Regions from separate parts of the Homo sapiens genome. Here all the other regions are linked to region 2. Evidence: chromatin contacts called from ENCODE Hi-C data. All regions are on one chromosome and are shown on one strand. Each heading gives the region's core, a stretch centred on a gene start or an enhancer-like site at or near the end of the contact. The rest is flanking DNA. Distances are from core to core; before and after follow the strand shown.

Region 1 (3,842 bases), core at 577-3,076, 150 kb after region 2:
CCCCACAGCACCTGGTAGCCTTCTGTGTGTCCTACCCGGATACCAGCGGCCTCCAGGGCTTTCCCTTGGACAACCTTTCCCTTTGGAGCCTGTGGGGGCCCAGCCCAGGGCCCAAAACCAGCTAGGACTGAGGTGGGCAGTGGGAGCTTCTCTGGGGCCTCCCAGAGCCTGGCTGGCTCCACCACCTCCCTCTGCCCCCACAGCACCTTCGAGAAGTTCCCCCGCAAAGTCCCCGTGGGACTCAGGGCAGGGCTCCAGTCCGTGTGCAGGGAAAGAGACAAGCCAGGGCCACTCCCCCCACCGGCCGGGGCCTCCTCTGGGCCCCAACTGTGATGTGCCAGGAGCCTCCCGGGAGACACAGGCTGACCTGTGCTCAGTGTGGTACCCTCACCTGGAGCAGTCTCTGTGGTGGGAGCCGCTGGGTGCAGGAGTAAGACGTCAGGGCAGAGCCCATGGGGACCCCCGGCCTGGGGACGTCTGGGGCAGAATCCTCCCCTTGCTGCCCGCTTCTTCCCAGCCCTCTTGTCCAGGACCATCACCCAGGGGACACCAGGGGGGGCTCCGAGGCTCCAAGGGAACGGTGTCCAGGGAGTCAGGGCGGCCAGGTCCTGGGGTGCCTAGAGCGTCTCCAGCTGGGAACTAGACCGTCGCCTGCCTGGACCCTGTGTCCCTCAGCTGGAGTTCAGGGACCAGCACAGTGTCCCCACAGAGGGGCTCTGGGAACACCAGCTAGATGGGGCAGTGGGGCCCTGAGCACATCCCGCTCAAAAGCCCCATAATGAGAGGCCGGGGAAGCGGAACGCTGTCACCCCTGCATCTAATTCTGCCTCTGTGAGTCTTCATGACAACCTCCCAATAGTACATCCTTCAGGCCCCTCAAAATCCATGGCAGCAGGGCCTGGGGACCCCCTGAACAGGCGCCAGTGTCACAGAACCTGGGGCAGAAGTAGCCATGCAAGGGTGGAGGCCAAGGAGGGAACAGGTGGAGGGGTGTGGGGTCACCCAGGGCCAAAGGGGGAACAGGTGGAGGGGTGTGGGGTCACCCAGGGCCAAAGGGGGAACAGGTGGAGGGGTGTGGAGTCCCCCAGGGCAGTTCCTGAGACTCTTGCTGAGGCTGCCACCAGGCCAGCACGTGCCCCAGAAAACGGAGTTTGTGACGAAAACTGGAGTGGACTTGGACCCACCTTGTCGGGTAGGAGGCCCCTTGGGGCAGGATAGGGACCTGTGGGATGTGTGCAGAGCCCAAACCTCGCTGCGGGTGGGAGGCTGGGCTGCGCCGCCCCTGGCACCCTGGCCTCCACACTCGCCTTGGCTCTGGATGCCCAGCTCTGTGGCCCAGGATGCAGGAGGGTTGGGGTAGGGGGACAGGGACGCTTTCTGCACAGCCACAGGCCCTGTCTGTCTACACCGGCTGCGGCTGCCCTGCTGACTCACACTCAGACGGGTTCACGACAGGTGCACCTCGGTTCTGGCATATCTGGACTTGAGAATGTTAAATAAAGGATGGAAAATTCCTTCCAAATCCATTTTCTTGTGTATATTTCTGTTCCTGCAGCTTCTCCACGGATGGAGATTGTCTTTGGGAATAACACAGGGTCGTGCAGTCCGCCCGGCGGCGTTTTCGGGCGAGGGTCTGGTGCTGGGGAGCGAGCGCGGAGCGAGGTGTCTCTTTAAATACGCTCTGCAGTGTGACGGCGGCCGCCCGGCTGGAAGAGCCATCCCCACCCTGCGGCAGGAGCCCGCCCGCCGCCATCGCCCGCCCCGGTCCCCATGGTTACGCGCCTGCCTCCGGCCCCGGGTCCCCGCTGTCGCCGCGGGAGGTGCGCGCAGAGGCGGCGGCGCTGCTGGCCGGGCTGGGCCGCTCGTGCGCGGGGCTGTGACTCACCGGCCGGCGCCGCAGCCCCGCAATCTGTTGATAACTCGGTCCCAGCTCGGCCGCTGCCCTCGCGAATGGAGAGCGGGTCCCCGGCGGGGGGAGCGCAGCGCGTCTGTCTCCGGGAGCGCGGCCCGGCCGCCCCGGCAGCCGCTTCGGCCACAGCAGGTGGGAAGGACGCGCGGGTCTGGGCGGCGGGAGGGACGCGCGGGGCCGCGGCTCGGCAGAAAAGCTCGCGCCCCGAGGTGACACTGGCCGCGAGGAAAGCAGCTCCGAGTAACTTTCGGCTCCGCTGGGGCGGGAGGCGCCACGGATAATCCAGGGCCCCCGCCCCGCGCGCCCGGCCCGGAGCTCGAGCCACATCCAGGCAGAGCAGGCGCCGCGGCCGGGCTGGGGCGGGCGGGTCACTCGGTGCCGGTTCCCGGTGCAAACCCCCCGGCGCGCCTCTGGCTTTGTGCAGCCCGAGATGGTTGAGTTTGGCTCCGGAGCCGGGAGTGGGGCGCAGATTGATTTTTAAATATGGAGAAGGAGACGCATCTGCCGCTGGCGCGTTCGGTCCGAGCCCCCCACCGGTCCCCACCGGCACCGCCTCCGCCAGCCCCAGGCGCAGCCCCCAGGCCGCCCGCGGAGGGGAGGGAGCGACAGGGGCCGCGGCTGCTCCCTGGCGGGGTCGGGGCTGCGAGCTGCCCTCCGCGGGGACCCTCCGCCCGCCCCGCTGACCGCCGCTGTCTTCACAGATGGGAGCAGCTCCCGGACTGCGCCCGCCCCGCCGCGGTCACCCTGAGGCCAGGGGCCCGGGAGCGCGACCTCCTGGCCGCCGTCTGGGACTTTGACCTTCCAGAGGCCATGGAGGCTGGCGGGGAGCAGGGCGCCACCTGATCGCCTCCCCCTGGACGCCTCCTCCAGCGGCGCTCACGCTTCCGCAACTTTGCAGCGCTCATGGTGAGTACGGGGGTCCCGGGGGTCCTGCAGCTGGGGGCTAGGCCGCTGCGGGGGGGCGGCCACCCGTATGGGGACTCCCAGGCTGGAAAAGTTGTGGAATGGCGAGCTGGTGACCGGGCTTCCGGGCTCAGTGCCGGGGTGGGAGGCTCTGTGGAGTGGGGGCCGGGGACAGGCCGCGTGTCTGGGCACCTCTGCTCCCCGCGTGCTGGGTGCTGATCATACTAATGAGTTGCAGGCATATGGCAATGTGGAATCATTTAATCAATGGAGGCGACGTCCCTCCCGCAAAGCTGGCATCCGTGCCCTGTGAAAACCTGGTCTGTGCCTGGGCTGGGGTCCCTGCCACCCCAAGCCCCTCCACCCTGGTCACCGGCCTCCTCCACGCCACCCTGCCGGCCCCTTCCCATTAGAAAGTTGATGAAAGGCAGTGCGGACAGACGTAGGTGGGCTTCAGCAGTGGAGGCTGTGGCGGAGAGAAGGCGGCCGCGCACACGGCAGGCACGGGAAGGGTGTTTCAGCGGGAAGGGGCTCGTGGCTGGCAGCTGGCTGGATCGGCTAGCCGAGCCCATCGTGGGTCCCTCCCTGAGGCACCAGCAAGCTTTTGCTGCAGTTGCTGAATGTCTGGGTTCCGGAAGGGCTGACAGCTGAGTGAACAATGCATTGTGTGTGCTGGTAAGGGACAGCTGACAGGCGGTGAGGACCCAGGGCACGTGCAGAGAATGCCAATGGCCTCTAGAATGTGCGGCCGCCACAGACGCCGGCTGGCGTGCTTCGGAGCAGACCCAGTGTTCGCTGCATAAGGAGCCATCGGTCTGAGTCACTTGCTCATTTTCTTCTTGTTCCGTTCGAAATGTCCAAGCAAGAGAGATGCCTTTGCCAACATTCAGTATCGTCTTCCAGTGGCTGCTTCACCTCTGAGGCTGGCTGAGGTCTCCGCACTTACCTTTCAGACACCTGACAAGGTTGCGTCTCCAGCACCAGCAGCACCTCAGGGGGCAGCAGGCCAGCCCCAGGGCTCCTGCCTGCC
Region 2 (4,319 bases), core at 433-2,932:
CAAACGAGGGGAAACCCCACAGTTCAAATAAATACACCCACTTGATAAGTTCTGGCTCTGAAGTCTTTCACCCAGTCAGTGAGAAACGGCCACTTCAATTTTGCCTACCTCGGTTCTCCTTTGGCAAAGTTTATGGCCTTCATGTACTCAGTCACGCAATTTTCAAATTCCTCCTAAGGCAACATAAAGAAGCACAATTAGACCGAAATACTGACCCCTGCTCACTGCCCCATCTGCGGATGCCACGGCTCCCTCACGGTTGGCCTGGTACCCCCTGTGTGTCACCTGTGTATCCACAGGTGACGGTGTGGCAGACACAGCCTGAGTGTCGTGGCGAGGTCCTGGACCTGCACCCGGGTTCCCGTCCCGCAGACACAGCGAGGCAGCAGAAACCGCAGTGCCTGTGCTCCAGCACGCCCGCCCCACCCCAGCTCCCCTGTGCCCACTCGGGGCAGCTGCAGGCGCAGATGCCACAGAGACCACGCTGCTACGAGGCAAAGGTCCAGGGGTCCTGTGTGTCAGATATCACCACTTGAGCAAAAAGCATGGACAGGAAATGGTGCAAGTTTCGTGTCACTCTGGAAAGGAATTCCTTCACTCTACTACCCTAAGAACGATTTTAAGCCTGGTCTAGCCTGGCATTGCTCTGGAGATGGGGTGAAAATTGAACTGTTGGGGATAAGGGGCACAGGACGCCTCTCACCAGGTTTTCTGCCGACTTCGGGGCACACATCTGGGCCCTGCACAGGTGCGCTCGGCCCAGAAACTGGGTGATGGGCGCCTTCACCTTGAAGTACATTTGGATGCAGTCCTCGCTCACCTCTGGCTGCCTCATCTGCAAGAGAACACCACCACAGAAGATCACAGACCCGGAGGGGTGGCCTCCCTGCCCAGAAGCACCACGGGCCCGCTTTCAGAACAGGCCCCCAGCACAGGTGGAGCCTGTTTCCAGCCCCATCCTCCATCCTGGCCCCTTGACTGCCCGGCCAGGAGCTGCCTCTCCCCAGCCCCACTCTGCATCCGCTGCACACCCAGAGGCCCTCCCTCTCCCTGTCAAAGCTGCCCTGACCGAGGATCCCGGGAACTAGTTACCTTCAGGGCCTGCTCTGCACACAGAACAAACAGGTCTGGGCTGAAGCTCTCTGAGGGGTCAAACTCCGATTTCCCTAGGTTGGCCGATTTGATCAACTCGTAGGCCTTCTTCAAGGACGCAGCATCTGTCCCAAACGGGTGGTTGAGGAAGGTTTGGTCACTGGGCTGGGAGAAGTGAGCCGGGCAACGCCATCCCGAAGGCCCCAGGCAGCCGCCTTGGGCCCCCGGGCCACAGCCACCGTCAGAACCTGTCGCCGCCAGGGAGCAGCGGTGTGGGCGCCTTCCTGTACGTTTGCTCTGGTCAGACGATCGGGAGGTGGGGGCTCCGGCTGTGGCCCTCGAGGGATCACCCATTGGGCGGGCTGGGATGAGAGGGTCCGGGGCCTCCCCGGGGCGGGGGTCGTGGCGGGTCCCGGGGCCTCCCCGGGGCGGGGGTCGTGGCGGGCCTGGGGTCACCTTGCTGGCTCTCGGCGCGGGCCAGCTCCTGCGTGATGACCAGGTCCATGGCGCCGGCGCCCTGCTCGTCCGCTCTCTCCGGGGTCCGCGGTGCGTCCTGCCGCCCACTGTCGGTTGGGTTCTCCAGCCGCGAGGACCCGGCCACGGTTGCCTGGAGACCGAAAGGGACGCGGACGCGGGGCTACGGGTCGGCGGCGGGGCCACACTTCGGGGAAGGCGAACAACGCCGCGCCCCCGCCCTGCCCCCCGCCAGCTCCGCGGGAGTGAGACACCAGGGCAGCGACCCCCGGCGAGGGGCGGGAAGAAGAAAGGGGAGGGAAGGCGGCGTGGGGGGACGCCGGGGGCTCCGCGCGGGCCTCCTCTCCCCGCTCAGGGCTCCTGTGTGCCCGGGTTCTGGTCCTGACCCCGGGCTCACCCTCCACCTTCCCCGGGAACTTCCGACTGCGTCCTTCGCGCCTGCGCTCGTCGGCTCATTCATTCATTCATTCATTCATTCATTCATTCATTCATTCATCCATTCAGTCAGTCAGTCAGTCAGTCAGTCAGTCATTCCTTCATTCTTTCGTTCTTTCATTCATTCCGTCATTACTTTAACAGGCGGTGATTTGCCCCTGCCACGGTGCTGGAAGTGCAGCGGGCACAGAAAGTCGCGCAGTGGAAATGCGGGCTGCGGGCGTGGATGGGGCCGCCGGGTCTGGGGACGAGCTAAGACCTGGCAGCAGGGGGTGGCCGAGGCGGGAGGAGCAGACGCAGAGCCCCGGCCCCCACGGAGAGGGTAGCAGCGCAGCCACCTGCCCCCCGGGGCTCCCCACCTCCCAGCCGGGGCTGCTTTCCGGCCGGGGTCCGGACGGCGCCTACGACCGACCCGAATTGGAGGCTTGGCGGGGCGCGCAGCCCCCGCGCGGGGAAGCCGGAGCCACTGAAGGACTTGGGTCGGCCTGGGGAGGGGAGGGCCCGGGACTCACCCCGGGGTGGGCACACTAGGGGAGCTCTAGGGGAGGCCCACCTGGGGTAGGCCCACCTGGGAGAGGACCCCCTGGGAGAGGCCCACCCACGAGAGTCCCACGTGGGAGAGTGGAATTCCACCCGGGAGAGGCCCACCTGGGAGAGGACCCCCTGAGAGAGGACCGCCTGGGAGAGGCCCACCTGGGAGAGTGGAATTCCACCCGGGAGAGGCCCACCTGGGAGAGGACCCCCTGAGAGAGGACCGCCTGGGAGAGGCCCACCTGGGAGAGTGGAATTCCACCCAGGAGAGGCCCACCTGGGAGAGAACCCCCTGAGAGAGGACCGCCTGGGAGAGGCCCACCTGGGAGAGTGGAATTCCACCCGGGAGAGGCCACCATACCTACATGGGATCAAATAAGCTGCCTGGACATAGTTTTGAAACCTGAACGTCGTATGTTTCTCAGGCTCCTAGAGCCCCACCCCGTCTTGAAGTTGGCAGCCTCAGATCCCTGCTAAATGACCATATTCCTTCCCAAAGACAGTTCTCAGATGGGCCTTTGTTGGTAAAGACACTCCACACATGGGTACAGCCTCGATAAAATATTTATCCCCTCAGAGAAAGTATATCCAAACATAATGTAGTAAGAGATTTCCCAAATCCAAGGGCATTAAATATTAAAACTCAGTTTTCTAGTTACACATTAGCCTTAAATATCAAGAGTGCAACACAAAATTATCACAGAACGCAGGAAAAGGAGATGAGAAAGGCCGCAGATGGGCAGCCAGGTGGGCCGGGGCACAGGGCAGGGTCGGAAAGGGTCCCCAGCCCAGGAGCTTCTGTGTCCGTGGAGTGGGGGGCACCACCCTCCTGGCCCGTGGATGTGTTCAGCAACCTGGAACTGCTCGGGACCCATAGTCCAGGCATTCTTATGGAGGCTCCATCGCAGACATGAAGGATGATGGTGGATGATCCCTGGAGGAGGGTGGGTGCAGGGTTGAGAGCTGCAGGTGCTAATCCTGGCTGGTCTCTCTGGTGACTGGACCCCCTCCAGGAGCCACCAAGCCTCACCTCATTTGAATGGAAGAATCTGCTGCCATCACCCAGGAAATTCGAGGGCTTTTGGAGCCCTGTGCGGGGTCTCGGGAGCAGAGACCAGATCTATTCATTTCTCATTTCATCACCCCATCTTGCCAGGTAGAGACGGTGTCTGTGTCTGGGCTCCCAGGCTGGACCCCAGAGGCCTGCTGTATATGCGCCCGCTGGCGTTGCCATCACGGGGCACTCTCATGGGCGGCTTAAACAGCGGGAAAGGAGGCGGGAAGGCCGAGAACAAGGTGCGGCCGGAGTTGGTTCCTTGGAGGGCACCCCGCGTGGCCGTATGTGGTCGTCTTCTTGTCTGTGTCTCGGTGTCCAAATGTGCCCATCTTATATGGACACCAGCCATGGGGTTTAGGGCCCACCCTGGGACCTCCTGTTAAATAGATCACCTCTGTGAAGACCCTGTCTCCAAATAAGGCCACATTCTGAGGCCGTGGGACTAGGACTCCAGCATAAGAGTTTCAGGGGGACACAGTTCAATCCATGACACTTGCTTAACCAGAAGGTGGTGAGAATTCTGAACATTTGTAATTTCATCAGGTGAAAGCCAGGAAGATGGGTGAATTGTTGTTTAAAACATCTCAGAATATATACATGAGCAGAATGAGCAGAACAGAAGTTAAAGATAGAGCTTCTTCCAGCGCAGGTGAGGCCAGTAATCAAATCCCACTGGTGTGTATGTCCGTAAAAGAGAACTTAGTTGAAATCGACCTGGCATCCCAGCTCC
Region 3 (4,104 bases), core at 372-2,871, 220 kb after region 2:
GGTGTGGGAAATGCCTGCTGAGGGGTTTTAGGCCGCAACAGCCGAAGCTGACACGGCCGACTCCAGGAGCCTGTGAGTTCTGCATTTTACCAACCGCATGCACGTCTTTCCAGGAGTGCTTGCCCTATGGCTGCCCCCCAAATTATGGGGTTACCTTTGCCCCCTATTCAGTGTCTATATCCTCACCCCAAGCCCGTGAGGTGACCTGGGCACTCGGTGACAAAGTCCTGTGCTTGTGGGGTCCCTGGTGCCTTCCCTTTGGGGTCACGTCAGCCCGGCGTTCCCCCGGAGGCACAAGTCTGGGTGGCAGCTGAGAGGCGTCAGGGGCACATCCAGACCTGACAAAGGAGGCGGCCCCAGCCCTGCAGCAGAGGGCCCAGGAGCCCAGGGGCTCAGCTCCAATGTCCAGGTCTGAGCACCAGGGTGCAGCGGGATCAGGCTCCTGGAGCAGAGTCTGCCTGCCACTTCCGCCTCCTTCCAAGACAGGGACTGGGGCGCTGCAGGCCCTGTGGGGCCCACAGAGAGAGAGCTCAGGGACAGCTGGCTGAGGCCACCCTCTGTGAGACTCCTCCTCTCCAGCTCCAGCCCACTCCACCTTGGCTTGCTGCCCAAGCTTCCAAACACCCAAGGATGGGGGAGGCTGCACCTGACTGCTGACTCGGTGGACCAGGGTGGGCCCCAGGGTGGGCATTTTCAATAAGGTGGGGCTGCCTGGCTGGACGCAGGGAGTCTGCCCAGCACCTGCCCCACTCCCAGCCTCCGGCTTCAGTGCCCACCTGGCTCCCGGGGAGCTGAGCCCCTGAACTCCCTGCCAGGCCAGAGTGACAGCCCGGGTGACCGACCAGGGGACAGAGTGCTGGGAATTCACGTCCCTGAACACACTGCACCCTCCCACTCTGCGGTCAAAAGCCCTGCTGCTCCTTCAAGCCAGGAGCATGGATTAAGTACCTACTGTGTGCCTGGCCAGCCACACGGACGGGGAGCTGACAGCCGGGCCCTGAAGCCGCCCTCTCTCCTGTGGGAGTTCTGGGGGTGGCCGGGGAAGGTGAGATTCTCCTCCACCCTCCCTGCCTCTTGGCCGAGCTTGGGGCTATCCTGGCTCTTCTGACCGCGGCACTACCGTGGGCCGGGGTCACCCTGGCGCTGAAGAAAGCCCCGGGGGGCCTTTGGGGCAGGAAGAGGTCAAGAGCCCCAGGACCCCCCAGGGTCCCCCAGGACCGGGGAGGGTCGGGTGCCCAGTGGGTCTCTCCGATGCCTCCAGGTGGGGATGAGGCAGCGTTATTGCCCCACCCCCAACATCCCCGGGCCTCCGAAAGACCCTCGCTCAGGAGAGACCCCGGCCCAGCGACCGCCCCGCCCCCCACCCCGGGCCCCGCCCCCCACCCCGGGCCCCGCCCGGCCCTGCCCAACGCCGCTGCAGAGGCCACCCCGGGACTGCGGCAGCCCCGCCCGGCAGCAGCGGGGGTGGGACGGGGGCGGCGGGAGCCGGCGAGGGGGTCTGCCCGTCCGAGCTTTCCTGGGCGCCGGCTCCGCCCCTCGACCCTTGGGGCCCAGGTGGGGCGCAGACCCCGTGGCTCCCCGCGGAGGCCACACGCCTGGCTCCGCCCCCGGTGCCTCCCCCAGGAAGGAGCGACGTTCCCTAGGCGCCGGGTCCGGACAGCGCCGCGCAGCCCCCGCGCACCCCGCGCCCCCCGCGCCCCCCGGGCCCGCCCCGTATCCCTGACCGCGTCCCCTGGAGACACTGCGGCAGCGGCGGGCGGGCGGGGGCGGGCGAGGGCCGGGCGCGTCTCCATGGAGCCAGGGCGCGCGTAGCCGAGCCCAGCCCAGCCCAGCCGGAGGCCCCGGGGGCGGTGCGCGGCGCGGCCGCAGGATGCAGGCCATGGACCCGGCCGCGGCGGATCTTTACGAGGAGGACGGCAAAGACCTGGACTTCTACGACTTCGAGCCGCTGCCCACCCTCCCCGAGGACGAGGTGAGCCCCCGGCCCCACTGGGGGGCCCCTTCCGCCGCCGAGGGGTCCGCGGAGAGCGCCCGGGGGGAGGACCCGGGAGGGGCTGTGAGCTCCCGCCTCCCCAGGCGCCCTCCATGGCCGAGGGGTTCCCACCGCCGTTCTCAGCCCCCGCGTTAGGATTTTCACCCGGAGGGGACAGCACCCCCGAATGCGCACGGGACGGCGGCGGGTGGGCAGCCCCTGCAGAAGTTGGTGCGCGGTAGCTCCTGGTGGAAACCCTGGCGGGACAGTGTGGGGGCAGCAAGGAGGACGGAGGGGGGTCTGCTTACTCCCTGCCGGGCCCCAGGAGGCCAGCGGGGTGCAGAGCAGCAGAGTCCAATCAGGCGCCGCTCAGGAGCTGGGGGATGAGGTCCCCGGAGCTGAGGTTCAGGAGCGGGGGGTGGGGGGAGCGCTGGATGACTGCCCCCCGAGACTGAGAGCTGCTTCCTGCTCTCTGGTTTTCCGGGCCTTCACCCAAGACCCCCCTACCCCGCAAGGTGCAGAGGGGCTCTGCCTGCCATCTGCATACCCTGGCGCTTCTGCTCATGGACCGCCCACCCTACAGCACCGGCTGCCCAGACGCCACCTTGGCTGGGTCTGACCCTGTAGCTCAGCTCTGGCTTGGCTGGGATGGAGTGGACAAGCCAGGCCCGGAAGCATGAGAGGTGGCCCCCAGGGGATACAGCAGCTCCCAGAGGGACCCTCACCCTCCAGGGATCCGAGATCTGCCAAACCTCCAACAGGCAAGAGCCCAGACGCTGGGCGCCTGCGTCTCCGGGTGACAGCGTCGTCACCTGCAGCCATTAGTGGGATGTTGTGGCGCCCTCTCTTTAAAGCCGGCCAAGTAAGCCTGGAGCAGGGAATCCCGGCTGCAGCAGCCGCGGGCCTGACCCCCTCGCAGTCCCCACCTGCTGCCCCAGGGGAGTGGGCTCTGAAGGGACCGGGAGTTTCTGCTGTGGAAGCACCGTCCTTCTGGGAAGGTTCAGCCCCAGGAGGCCCTCGGCCCAGCCACCTAGAAACAGCTGAGGCTGTGCGGGGGTTGGCGATGCCCCCGCCCCCACCATGGCCTGGATTCGGTGCAGTTGAAGGCTGCAGAGAGGAGCAGCCAGGGGAGGCAATAAAGCTTCCAAGATCACCTCGGCTCTGACCGAGAGGGAGGGGCAGCCCGCAGCCTTCAGAAACGCCCCAGGACACATCCCAGGGTATCTGTTAGGAGGCGGCCCTGAGGACGCAGCTCTTCCCACAGCTCCTTCGTGCATCAGAGGCCTGAGCCTTGAGGGCCTCCCCGCTCCGCACACGGAGGCAGCAGCCGGTGCCACGCACACAACACGCCGCGCCAGGCGCGAGCCCACTTGGAGCCACAGGCTGTCTTTCTGCACACTCCCCACTCCCGCTCCCCACCCCCACGCACACACCAGTGTCCTCGGGCCGGCCGGACAGCTCCCGGCCGGCACAGTACTGGGGTGGGTGGCTCCATCCTGTGACGTCCACCAAGGCCTCCAGGTGAACTGTCATCCCACCGAGTTTGCAGCGTGCAGTGGGAACGTTCAGGTGGGCCCTTCGCAGACACTCCTGGAAAGCATCGGGTGGTCCCTGGCCCAACCCTGTGCCCAGTACTGAGCCCAACACACCCCATGTCTCAGAATTCCCCTGGCGTTCAGACTCTGCTTCCCACACGTGTTTGGCTTGGAAGGTTCTGAAATCTCCATCGGGGCACCTGACTTGCATGGGAAAACCGTCCTGGGTGAGGTGAGGGCACGGTGAGGTTGCATCATCATCCCAGAATGCCGGAAGGCCAAGGGTGCAGGGCAGCTGCCGGGAAAGCACGGTGGCGCCAGGCCCAGGACATATGCAGGCTTCATAAGATGTAGGAACTCACTCATTCTACAGCTAATTATAATGGCTGGCTCCATGATGGGGTCAAGAAATAGACCCCTATGGACACCCACCGGAGCCCCTGGAATGTCCCTCCCTTGACATGGTCCCAAAGAAAATCCAAATGGCTGCTGAACATGTGAAAAGATGTTTGCTCATTGCAATCAGGAAAATGCAAAATACACCCCCACGAATGCCTTCCCAAGACCGCCAGGCTGGCAAGAACTGAAGAGCGGACA

What was found. A loop is a pair of places that touch in the nucleus more often than their neighbours do. Pooled maps may share reads with other maps.
Region 1: a loop to region 2 is called in a map of Panc1, with 2.5 times the contacts of the local background. The contact joins the promoter of ADGRA1 here to the promoter of CFAP46 in region 2. A Hi-C loop is called at or near these places in 5 of 168 maps with a recorded cell type or tissue (Caco-2, Panc1, dorsolateral prefrontal cortex and 1 more), 1 of 37 single-sample maps with no recorded cell type and 4 of 50 pooled maps.
Region 3: a loop to region 2 is called in a pooled map, with 2.1 times the contacts of the local background. The contact joins the promoter of KNDC1 here to the promoter of CFAP46 in region 2. A Hi-C loop is called at or near these places in 1 of 50 pooled maps.

What each region holds. Positions count from the first base shown.
Region 1 is chr10:133,086,098-133,089,939 of GRCh38, forward strand. ADGRA1 (adhesion G protein-coupled receptor A1) reads left to right here and starts at 1,827. Exons shown (of 7, transcript NM_001083909.3): 1 at 1,827-2,041; 2 at 2,611-2,815. The coding sequence starts at 2,813. It overlaps ADGRA1-AS1 (ADGRA1 antisense RNA 1), which reads right to left and starts at 600. Exons shown (of 3, transcript NR_111905.1): 1 at 392-600. RefSeq lists an enhancer at 2,981-3,743.
Region 2 is chr10:132,940,888-132,945,206 of GRCh38, forward strand. It overlaps CFAP46 (cilia and flagella associated protein 46), which reads right to left and starts at 1,683. Exons shown (of 58, transcript NM_001200049.3): 1 at 1,549-1,683; 2 at 1,093-1,217; 3 at 704-835; 4 at 109-173. The coding sequence starts at 1,597. It overlaps LOC105378572 (a long non-coding RNA gene), which reads left to right and starts at 2,480. Exons shown (of 3, transcript XR_007062348.1): 1 at 2,480-3,688; 2 at 4,133-4,238. It overlaps LINC01166 (long intergenic non-protein coding RNA 1166), which reads right to left. Exons shown (of 2, transcript NR_120627.1): 2 at 3,080-4,319. RefSeq lists enhancers at 996-1,579, 1,580-2,163.
Region 3 is chr10:133,158,598-133,162,701 of GRCh38, forward strand. KNDC1 (kinase non-catalytic C-lobe domain containing 1) reads left to right here and starts at 1,622. Exons shown (of 30, transcript NM_152643.8): 1 at 1,622-1,972. The coding sequence starts at 1,871. RefSeq lists enhancers at 1,993-2,582, 2,583-3,173.